2 separate regions of the Homo sapiens genome follow, and region 1 is linked to region 2. Evidence: read pairs that join two places in POLR2A ChIA-PET (ENCODE). Cell type or tissue: GM12878. All regions are shown on one strand. Links, peaks and the distances in the headings refer to the core of each region. The heading gives the core; the rest is flanking DNA. Region 1 overlaps SMARCC1 (SWI/SNF related BAF chromatin remodeling complex subunit C1). Region 2 overlaps MAP4 (microtubule associated protein 4).

The links. Peaks named below come from ENCODE experiments on the same cell type or tissue, not always from the same donor. Only the 100,000 strongest peaks of a DNase experiment are listed, where the experiment ranks them.
Region 1: POLR2A ChIA-PET joins it to region 2 with 6 read pairs; 3 of 35 experiments call an interaction of 5 or more read pairs at or near these places.

The regions. Positions count from the first base shown.
Region 1 is chr3:47,773,627-47,779,002 of GRCh38, reverse strand. All of the region lies in intron 1 of SMARCC1 (SWI/SNF related BAF chromatin remodeling complex subunit C1), which reads left to right. Among named protein-coding and RNA genes, the nearest start is that of SMARCC1, 5.6 kb to the left of the region's middle. In GM12878, for the core only: no CTCF peak of the experiment used is centred there; no DNase peak of the experiment used is centred there; H3K4me3 peaks cover 1,386 bases; H3K27ac peaks cover 1,405 bases.
Region 2 is chr3:47,860,625-47,866,000 of GRCh38, reverse strand. The region is part of intron 17 of MAP4 (microtubule associated protein 4); the gene reads left to right. Among named protein-coding and RNA genes, the nearest start is that of MIR1226, 14 kb to the right of the region's middle. In GM12878, for the core only: no CTCF peak of the experiment used is centred there; no DNase peak of the experiment used is centred there.

The DNA of each region.
Region 1 (5,376 bases), core at 126-5,125, 87 kb after region 2:
TTTTCTTTTTTTTTTGAGACAGGGTCTTTCTGTGTTGCCCAGGCTGGAGTGCAGTGGTGAGATCATAGCACACTGCAGCCTCAACCTCCTGGGCTCAGGTGATTCTCCCACCTCAGCCTCCTGAGTACCTGGGACTACAGGCACGAACCACCACACCTGGTTAATTTTTTGTATTATCAGTAGAGGCAGGGTTTTGCAGTGTTGCCCAGGCTGGTCTCGAACTCCTGGGCTCTCTGCCTGCCTCAGCCTCCCAAAGTGCAGGGCTTACAAGTGTGAGCCACCACACTTGGCCCACACTGACTCTTACTTGAAATATTTTGAGACTAATAAATTTTTGTTTTCTTAAATAAAATATAATAGACTTTTTTTGATCAAAAGATTAATTGGGCCAGGTGCAGTGGCTTGCGTCCGTAATCCCAGCACTTGGGAATTCCAGGTGGGAGGTTCATTTGAGCCCAGGATTTGGAGACCAGCTTGGGCAACATGATGAGACCCTGTCTCAAAACAAAACAAAACAAAAAAATACATCAGTTGTGGTGGCATGCACGTGTAGTCCCAGCTACTTGGCTGAGGCAGGGTCCTTGGAGGATCACTTGAGCCTAGGAGGTCGAGGCTGCGGTGAACTGTGTTGGCACCATTGCACTCCAGCCTGGGCAACAGAGCGAGACCTTGTCTCAAAACAAAACGAAACAAAACAAAACAAAAAACAAAAACAAAAAAAAACCAGATTAATTGTTTATGACATAGAAATTAAAATTTCTTAATTAGGAGTCAGTGTTTTTTTTGTTTTTTGTTTTTTGTTTTTTTTTTTTGAGATGGAGTCTCGCTCTTCTGCCCAAGCTGGAGTGCAGTGGTGTGACCTCGGCCTCCCAAGTTGAAGTGATTCTTCTACCCCAGCCTCTTGAGTAGCTGGGATTACAGGCACCCGCCACCACGCTCTGCTAATTTTTGTTATTTTTAGTAGAGCTGGGGTTTCACCATGTTGGCCAGGCTGGGCTTGAACTCCTGACCTCAGGTGATCCGCCAGCCTCAGCCTCCCAAAGTACTGGGATTACAGGCATGAGCCACTGTGCCTGGCCTACATGCATTTTCATGTTTGGTAATTTGGTAGGATGATTTGGAAAAAAAATCTAATCAGAATTAAATATTTTATAGTTTATTAAAAATTGGACTGAGACTGGGGGCTGTGGCTCACACCTGTAATCCCAGCACCTTGGGAGACCGAGGCCGGTGGATCACCTGAGGTCAGGAGTTCGAGACCAGCCTGGCCAATGTGGTGAAACTTCTGCTCTACTAAAAATGCAAAAATTAGCCGGGTGTGGTGGCACATGACTGTAGTCCCAGCTACTCAGGAGACTGAGGCAGGAGAATCACTCAAACCTGGGAGGTGGAGGTTGTAGTGAGCTGAGATCGGGCCATTGCACTCCAGCCTAGGCTACAGAGCGAAAGTGTCTCAAAAAATAAATACATAAATAGAGACAGGGTCTTACTGTGTTGCCCAGACTGGTCTCAAATTTCTGGACTCAAAGTAGTCCTCTAACCTCGTCCTCCCAAAGTACTGGGATTACAGTCATGAGCCACTGCACCCGGCCTATATTCACTGTAGTTATTAAAAATATAGGCCGGGCATGGTGTCTCACGCCTGTAATCCCAGCACTTTGGGAGGCCAAGGCGGGCAGATCACCTGAGGTCGGGAGTTTGAGACCAGCCTGGCCAACATGGTGCAACCCCGTCTCTACCAAAAATACAAAAATTAGCCAGGCGTGGTGGCGTGCGCCTGTAATCCCAGCTACCCAGGAGGCTGAGGCAGGAGAATCGCTGGAACCCGGTGGGCAGAGGCTGCAAGTGAGCCGAGATTACGCCACTGCACTCCAGCCTAGGTGACAGAGCAAGACTCTCTCAAAAAAAAAAAAATAAATATTTACCTGAGGCCAGGTGTAGTGGCTCACGCCTATAATCCCAGCACTTTGGGAGACCGAGGCAGGCGGATCATCTGAGGTTGGGAGTTCGAGACCAGCCTGGCCAACATGGAGAAACCCCATCTCTACTAAAAATACAAAATTAGCCAGATGTGGTGACGCATGCCTGTAATCCCAGGTACTCGGTAGGCTAAGGGAGGAGAATTGCTTGAACCCGGGAGGCGGAGGTTGTGCTGAGCTGAGATCGCGCCATTTTACTTCAGCCTGGGCAACAAGATCAAAACTCGGTTTAAAAAAAAGAAAAAATATATATATATTTACATCTATATATTTACATATATGTTTACATATATATGTATATTTACCTGAAATGTTGATTTGGTTCCATCTGAACAGCCTTTTTCAAGGACATTGTCTTTTTCAGCTATAGAGTTTGGCATTGTTTAGTTAATCTGTAAAATACAGATTGTAGTTATTATTTTTGAGACAGTCTCACTGGGTCACCCAGGCTGGAGTGCGTGGCACGCTCTTGGCTTGCTGCAACCTCTGTCTCCTGGGTTCAAGCAATTTTCCTGCCTCAGCCTCCTGAGTAGCTGGAATTACAGGTGTGTGCCACTCTGCCTGGGTAGTTTTTGTATTTTTTTAGTAGAGATGGAGTTTGGCCATGTTGGCCAGGCTCGTCTCAAACTCCTGACCTCAAGTGGTCCACCCGCCGCGGCCTCCCAAAGTTCTGAGATTATGGGTGTGATCCTCCGTGCACAGCCGGTCATTATTTTTTTATGTTGCTTTACCGTGTACAAAAAAAGTGCAGTACATTATATGACTCCTTTAGGAAACCTGTGCTTATTAAAGATTATGAAGTTACCTTGCGGATAAGTACAATGTATTTTGTCAGTTTTGTAAGATACACTTGAAGTATTTTTTTTTTTCTCGTTTGAGACGGAGTCTCGCTTTGTCACCCAGGCTTGAGTGCAGTGGCGCACTTTCGGCTCACTGCAACCTCCGCCTCCCGGATTCAAGCCATTCTCCTGCCTCAGCCTCCCAAGCAGCTGGGATTATAGGCATGCACCACCATGCCTGGCTCATTTTTGTATTTTTAGTAGAGACGGGGTTTCACTATGTTGGCCAGGCTGGTCTTGAACTCCTGACCTCAAGTGATCTGTCCACCTTGCCCTCCTAAAGTGCTGGGATTACAGGCATGAGTCACTGCATCCGGCCAGAGTTTTAATTTTTAATTTTTGTGGGTACATAGCAGGTCTATTTCAAAGTTTATTTTATTTTATATTTTTTGAGAGTGAGTCTCGCTCTGTCACCCAGGCTGGAGTGCACCCAGGCTGGAGTGCGGTGGCACGATCGCGATCTGGGTTCGCTACAGCCTGCGCCTCCTGGGTTCAAGCGATTCTCCTCCCTCAGCCGCCTGAGTAGCTGGGACTACAGGCAAGTGCCACCATGCACGGCTAGTTTTTGTATTTTTAGTAGAGACGGGGTTTCACTGCTTTAGTCAGGTTGGTCTTGATCTCCTGACCTCGTGATTCGCCCGCCTCGGCCTCCCAAAGTGCTGGGATTCCAGGTGTGAGCCACCACCGCGCCTGGCCCTTGAATACCGTTTATTAAAAATTTACGGGGCTGGGCGCGGTGGCTCACACCTGTAATCCCAGCACTTTGGGAGGCCGAGGCAGGCGAATCACGAGGTCAGGAGATCGAGACCATCCTGACTAACATGGTGAAACCCCGTCTCTACTAAAAATACAAAAAATTAGCCAGGCGTGGTGGTGGGCGCCTGTAGTCCCAGCTACTCGGGAGGCTGAGACAGGAGAATGTTGTGAACCTGGGGGGCAGAGCTTGCAGTGAGCCAAGATCGCACCACTGCACTCCAGCCTGGGCAACAGAGTGAGACTGTCTCAAAAAAAAAAAAAAAAGTACTATGTTGAGTATATTGGAGAAAAACTGACTTCAAATTTTCACTTGAAAGTATATGGGCCAGGTGCAGTACCTTATGCCTCTAATCCCAGTACTTTTTGGGAGGCCAAAGTGAGAGAATCACTTGAACCCAGGAGTTCTAGACTAGCCCAGAGAAGTTGGTGAAAACGGTTGTGTACAGAAAATTAAAAATCAGCCAGATGTGTTGGCACGCCTCTGTAGTCCTAGCTCTCTGGGAGGTGGAGGAGGAGGATCACTTGAGCCCAGGAGATTGAGGCTGCGGTGGCTGTCATTACACCACTGTATTCCATCCTGGGAGACAGCAAGAAACCACTGTCTTGAAAAAAAAAAGTATATGGTCCTTCAAAAACTAGGCTTGCTAGTTTTTGTTGCAAATTATCAATATAGTATAAGGAAGGGGAAAGTAGTATGTAGTTTTTAAAGTTTTTAAAATTGGCTGGGCACAGTACTGTAATCCCAGCACTTTGGGAGGCTGAGGCGGGTGGATCACGAGGTCAGGAGATCGAGACCATCCTGGCTAACATGGTGAAACCCCGTCTCTACTAAAAATACAAAAAATTAGCCGGGAATGGTGGTGGGTGCCTGTAGTCCCAGTTTATTGGGAGGCTGAGGCAGGAGAACGATGTGAACCCAGAAGGCAGAGCTTGCACTGAGCAGAGATTGCGCCACTGTGCTCCAGCCTGGGTGACAGAGCGAGACTCCAAAAACACACACACAAAAAAAGTTTTTAAAATTAATTATTTGAGACGGAGTCTGGCTCTGTCACCCAGGCTGGAGTGCATGGGGACAGGTGTGCGCCACCACACCCAGCTAATTTTTTGTATTTGTTTTTTAGTGGAGACGGGGTTTCGTCATTTCAGGCTAAGTGATGGAAGAAGACCCCATCTCAAAAAAAAAAAAAAAAAAGTAAATGATTGCCTTTTTATATGCTGTAAGTAAGTTTCAATGGTAGTAGCAGAAATTGTGTGCCCTTTGTCCTATGCATAATAATTGTAGACTTTGCAGTTGATGTAATTTTGACCATACACCACTCATCTAAAAAATATTTATTGTAATAGAGACATACCACATTAACCTTGAAATGTTGGATGGTAGTTCGAAAGTTAGCTCCGGCAAAAAAAAATAAAAAAATAAAAATTCTCTCGTCCAACTGAAAGGCAGGTATAGATGTTTTTCTTGCTTGGAATTGGAGGTTTAAAAATACTTTTTGAGGCTGAGTGTGGTGGCTCACGCCTGTAATCCTAGCGCTTTGGGTGGCCGAAGTGGGCGGATCATGAGGTCAGAAGTTAAAGACCAGCCTGGCCAACATAGTGAAACCCCGTCTCTACTAAAAATACAAACAAAATTAGCCGGGCATGGTGGTTGCGCGCCTGTAGTCCCAGCTGCTAGGGAGGCTGAGGGAGGAGAATCGCTTGAACTCTGGAGGCGGAGGTTGCAGTGAGCTGAGATGATGCCATTGCACTCCAACCTGGGTGAAAAACAAGACTCTGTCTCAAAAAAAAAGAAAAAAAATTTT
Region 2 (5,376 bases), core at 134-5,133:
GTCTTGCTGCCATTGTGTGCCAGCTCTATGATGTGTATTAGGGACACAGGTGATCCCAGCTCACAGGGAGGTTCTGGTCTAGGGAGAGACAGGGCGAAGTCTTACTATCGTCGAGTGTGTGAAGAACACCCTGTGTGCTTTCCGCTTGTCACTGTGACAGTGCCTAGAAAAGTGGTACTCTGTGGAGTTGTGCCAGAGGCACCAGAAGCCGCCATGTACAGCCCCTGCCCTCACCGCTCCCTTCCAGGCCAAGTGAGACAGCCTGTCTTGCCTCCGTTTCTTTTGAGTTCATTCGGTTCTTTCTCCTTACTGTCCTGAACCGGACTAGGTCCTGCTCCACTTACCCTTATCATTTTTAGACTCTGTTAACACTCCTGCCTCCTCCTTGGTGATCATGACATCCTGCCCATGGCCTACAGATACCCCCAGCAGTTGTATCATGAGGAATGCGGCCATGAGCTTTCATTCTTGCCCCACACAACTCCTTCCTGCCCCTCCTTCCTGGTCATCTTCTCACCACTGCCTCTTCCTGGCCTGGGTAGAAATGGCATCCTTTACACTCGGGTGGAATTGCTTGACCAGACTAATTAGTCAGCCTGGAATAGGATCAGCTGAAGTGAGGTGACAAAGATCCAGCCCACGAGGGGCCCAGGCAGCTGCTGAGCCTGGCTTTGTCCTGGATGAAAACAGAAGGTGAACAGGGGTTCTGAGGGAACTGGGTCACTTGTGTAGGTGAGACATAGAGATATATTTGTGTGTGTTGTGTGGTGCATATAAGAGCTCTGAAAATAGTCATCATTAATGTATCACCTGCTGTGATCTTTCCACACTGCCTACACATGACCTCACATGTGTAGGGTTTTTTGTTTTGTTTTGTTGTTTTGAGGGTGAATGTATTTTTAAAGCCTTTTCACTTTAGGAGGCTTCCTTAAACAGAGAATTAGGGAGACTACTGTGAGCCATCTTTCCTGGTGGGAAGATGAGGATAAACAACAGCTGACCACAGCTGGACCCAGGTGCTTTGTTTCCTTCCATAATCTCTGTCAGTCCCTCCCTAAAGCCACCACAAGGAAATGTGCAGTTTAAAATGATGAGCCCCCCAGCTGGGCACCATAGTAAGACCCCCGTCTCTACAAAAAAAAGTCTTGCTCTGTCGCCCAGCCTGGAGTGCAGTGGCGTAATCTCGGCTCACTGCAACCTCTGCCTCCCAGGTTCAAGCGATTCTCCTTCGTCAGCTTCCCGAGTAGCTGGGATTACAGGCACCTGCCACCATGCCTAGCTAATTTTTGTATTTTATGTTATGTTATGTTATTATTTTATTTTTGAGACGGAGTCTCGATCTGTCACCAAGGCTGGAGTGCAGTGGTGCGATCTCGGCTCACTGCAAGCTCCGCCTCCCGGATTGATGCTATTCTCCTGCTTCAGCCTCCCGAGTAGCTGGGACTACAGGCGCCCGCCACAATGCCCAGCTAATTTTTTATATTTTTTAGTAGAGACGGGGTTTCACCATGTTAGCCAGAATGGTCTCCATCTCCTGACCTCATGATCCGCCCGCCTCGGCCTCCCAAAGTGCTGGGATTACAGGCATGAGCCACCGCACCTGGGCTAATTTTTGTACTTTTAGTAGAGACGGGGTTTTGCTATATTGGGCAGGCTGGTCTCGAACTCCTGACCTCAGGTGATCCACCCACCTTGGCCTCCCAAAGTGCTGGGATTATAGCAAGAGCTACTGCGCCCAGTCCCAAAAAAAATATCTTTTAAAATAAGGCCAGGTACAGTGGCCCTGGGAGGCCCAGGCAGGAGGATTGCTTCGAAACCAGCCTGGGTTTCAAAGCAATTTTAAATTAGACATGTGCCTGGCAGCATTAGGTGGCATGTGCCTGTGGTTCCAGCTTCTCAGGAGGCTGAGAGGGGAGGATTCCTTGAGCCTGGGTAGTTGAGACTGCAATGAGCCGTGATGGCACCACCACACTTCAGCCTGGGTGACAGAGAGAGACACTGAAAAAAAAGGGAGGAGGACCTGCTGTGCAGACAGAACAGCATTACACCCCCCACCACTCCCCACACACACACACACACCCACACCCACACACACACACACAGAAATAACGCAGTTACCACAGGGATGAGAGGCTCCAAACAGGATCCTAGTTAGTGCTCCAAAAATGCCCCCGACAGACAGACAGACATACCCCTTGATGAGAGCCAGGAGGACACCAGCGGAGGGGAGGGAGGGGAGTGATGAGCCAGTGCCAATGTAGTGGCTTCTTCTGTGGCTGGTCCCAGTTAAGATTTTGTGTCCGTTTTGGTTCCATTTCACCCTTGCAAGGGGCTGTGCATGTGTAGTGGGCACTGAGACCTGCTGACAGCATGTTTTGGTACCTGGAGTGTGCCTGCAGGCTCTCATAGAGCGGCAGGCAGCCTGTGTAAGCACAAGCAGAGCAAGGTGTGTGATGCCGTGATTGCTCCTAGGACCACAGAGAGCCAGCGTGGCTTCTGCAGTCCCCGAGGAGGGGACACTTGGGCCAGCCCATGAAGGAGGCGCCGCACATGGTTCCCTGAGGCTGGAGCATAGAGTGGAGGCAGGGTGGTGTGGGGGAATCGTTTGGAAGCAGATTGTAGACTCCTCCACATAGCCACCTAAGGAGGGAGAGCTGTAGCCTAGAGGTGGTGGACTTTATTAAAGTGAGTGAGGCTCAGTTAAGCTTTTTAAAACTTTTTACTGGGCTGGGCACAGCGGCTCATGCCTGTAATCCCAGCACTGTGGGAAGCCAAGGCAGGCAGATCACCTGAGGTCGGGAGTTCAAGACCAGCCTGACCAACATGGAGAAACCCCGTCTCTATTAAAAGTACAAAATTAGCCAGGCCTAGTGGTGCATGCCTATAATCCCAGCTACTCTGGAGGCTGAAGCAAGAGAATCGCTTGATCCTGGGAGGCGGAGGTTATGGTGAGCCGAGATTGTGCCATTGCACTCCAGCCTGGGCAACAAGAGCGAAACTCCGTCTCAAAAAACAAAAACCAAAAAAAAAAAAAACAACTTTTTATTGTGGGAATTTTCAAACACAGACAAGTAGAAAAAAACAGTAAAATGAACCTGATGTACCTTTTACCCTGCCTCATTTACTATCTACATGAGCAGTCTTGGTTTATCTGTATATGCCTATCCCAAGTATTTTGAAGCCAGTCCTAGATATATTATTTATTTGTTAATACTTCAGCATATAGCTGGGCGCGGTGGCTCACACCTGTAATCCCAGCAATTTGGGAGGCTGAGGCAGGCGGATCATGAGGTCAGGAGATCGAGACCATCCTGGCTAACACGGTGAAACCCCATCTCTACTAAAAATACAAAAAATCAGCTGGGCGTGGTGGCACGTGCCTGTAGTACCAGCTACTCAGGAGGCTGACGCAGGAGAATCACTTGAACCCGGGAGGCAGAGGTTGCAGTGAGGCAAGATCACGCCACTGCACTCCAGCCTGGGTGACAGAGCGAGACTCCGTCTCAACAAAAAAAAAAGGAAAAAATTGATCCATATATTTAAAATAGTAACACTAATAAGATAATACAAGCTATAACTCTTTTAATCTTAAGCTGTTTTTACTCTACAAGTCCCCACTCCATTCTTTTTTTTTTTTTTTTTTTTTTTTTTTTTGAGACACAGTCTCGCTCTGTCCCTCAGGCATGAAACTATAACACATTTAAAATCATATTTTTGTATAAATAGCTTTAACATTTCAAGTTATTTCTCTAGGATATATTCCTAACATAGGACTCTTATGTCAGAAACTACATCTGTTTCATGGTGTGGGCTACCTAGGTTTTTTTTTTTTTTTTTTTGGAGACAGAGTCTCGCTCTGTCACCCAGACTGGAGTGCAGTGGCGCGATCTCGGCTCACTGAAACCTCCGCCTCCCGAATTCAAGTGATTCTCCTGTCTCAGCCTCCTGAGTAGCTGGGACTACAGGCACCCGCCGCCACGCCCGGCTAATTTTTTGTATTTTTAGCAGAGATGGGGTTTCACCGTGTTAGCCAGGATGGTCTCGATCTCCTGACCTTGTGATCCACCCACCTCGGCCTCCCAAAGTGCTAGGATTACAGGTGTGAGCCAGCAGCTTTTTTTGTTTTGTTTTGTTTTGTTTTTGAGACAAAGTCTCACTCTGTGGCCCAGGCTGGAGTGCAGTGGCGTGATTTTGGCTCACTGCAACCTCCGCCTTCTGGGCTCAATCAATTCTCCTGCCTCAGCCTCCTGAGTAGCCAGGATTACAGGCGTGCACCACCATGCCCTGCTAACTTTTGGGTTCTTGTTCTTGTTGTTGTTGTTGTTGTTGTTGTTTTAAAGACAGAGTCTTGGCTGGGCGTGGTGGCTCACACCTGTAATCCCAGCACTTTGGGAGGCTGAGGCAGGTGGGTCACAAGGTCAGGAGTTCTAGACCATCCTGGCCAACACAGTGAAACCCCGGCTCTACTAAAAATACAAAAATCAGCTGGGCGTGGTGGTGCGTGCCTATAATCCCAGCTACTTGGAAAGCTGAGGCAGGAGAATCGCTTGAACCAGGCAGTCGGAGGTTGCAGTGAGTTGAAATCATGCCATTGGACTCCAGCCTGGCGACAAAGTGAGATTTGGTCTCAAAAAAAAAAAAAAAAAAGACGGAGTCTCGTTTTGTCACCCAGGGTGGAGTGCAATGGCACGATCTCGGCTCATTGCAGCCTCTGCCTCCTGGGTTCAAGAATTCTGTCTCAGCCTCCCGAGTAACTGGGACTACAGTGCCCACCACCACACCCAGCTAATTTTTGTATTTTTTGTAGAGATGGGGTTTTACCATATTGGTCAGGCTGGTCTTGAACTCCTGACCTCAGGTGATCCACCCACCTCAGCCTCCCAAAGTGCTGGGATTACAGGCATGAGCCACTGCGCCCAGCCTAACTTTTGTATTTTTTAGTAGAGACAGGGTCTCACTGTGTTGGCCAGGCTGTTCTCGAACTCCTGACCTCAAATGATCCACCCGCGTCAGCCCTCCCAAAGTGCTGGGATTACAGGTGTGAGCCACTGTGCCTGGCTCATTCTTTTTTTTACTGGTAATTTCCTTGATGGGTAAGCTCAGTGGTTTGTCCTAGAATCTGGATTCTTCTAATTACATCCTCATGGTTTTAATTAACATATTCTGTTGTCCCTCAATTTTCTTTAAATTTATTTGGTTTTGGTTTTTTCCCCACATGCTAGCATGACATGTAAGTAGGTAATGAGGTTTATTCTGTGAGAAATTACATTCATGTCTCATTCTTCGGTTGTCTCTTTTTTTGTGATGTTGGCAATTCCTGGACCTGTGGGTTCAGTAGGCATATGCCGTGGTAAGACTAATTCTAGCATTACTTCT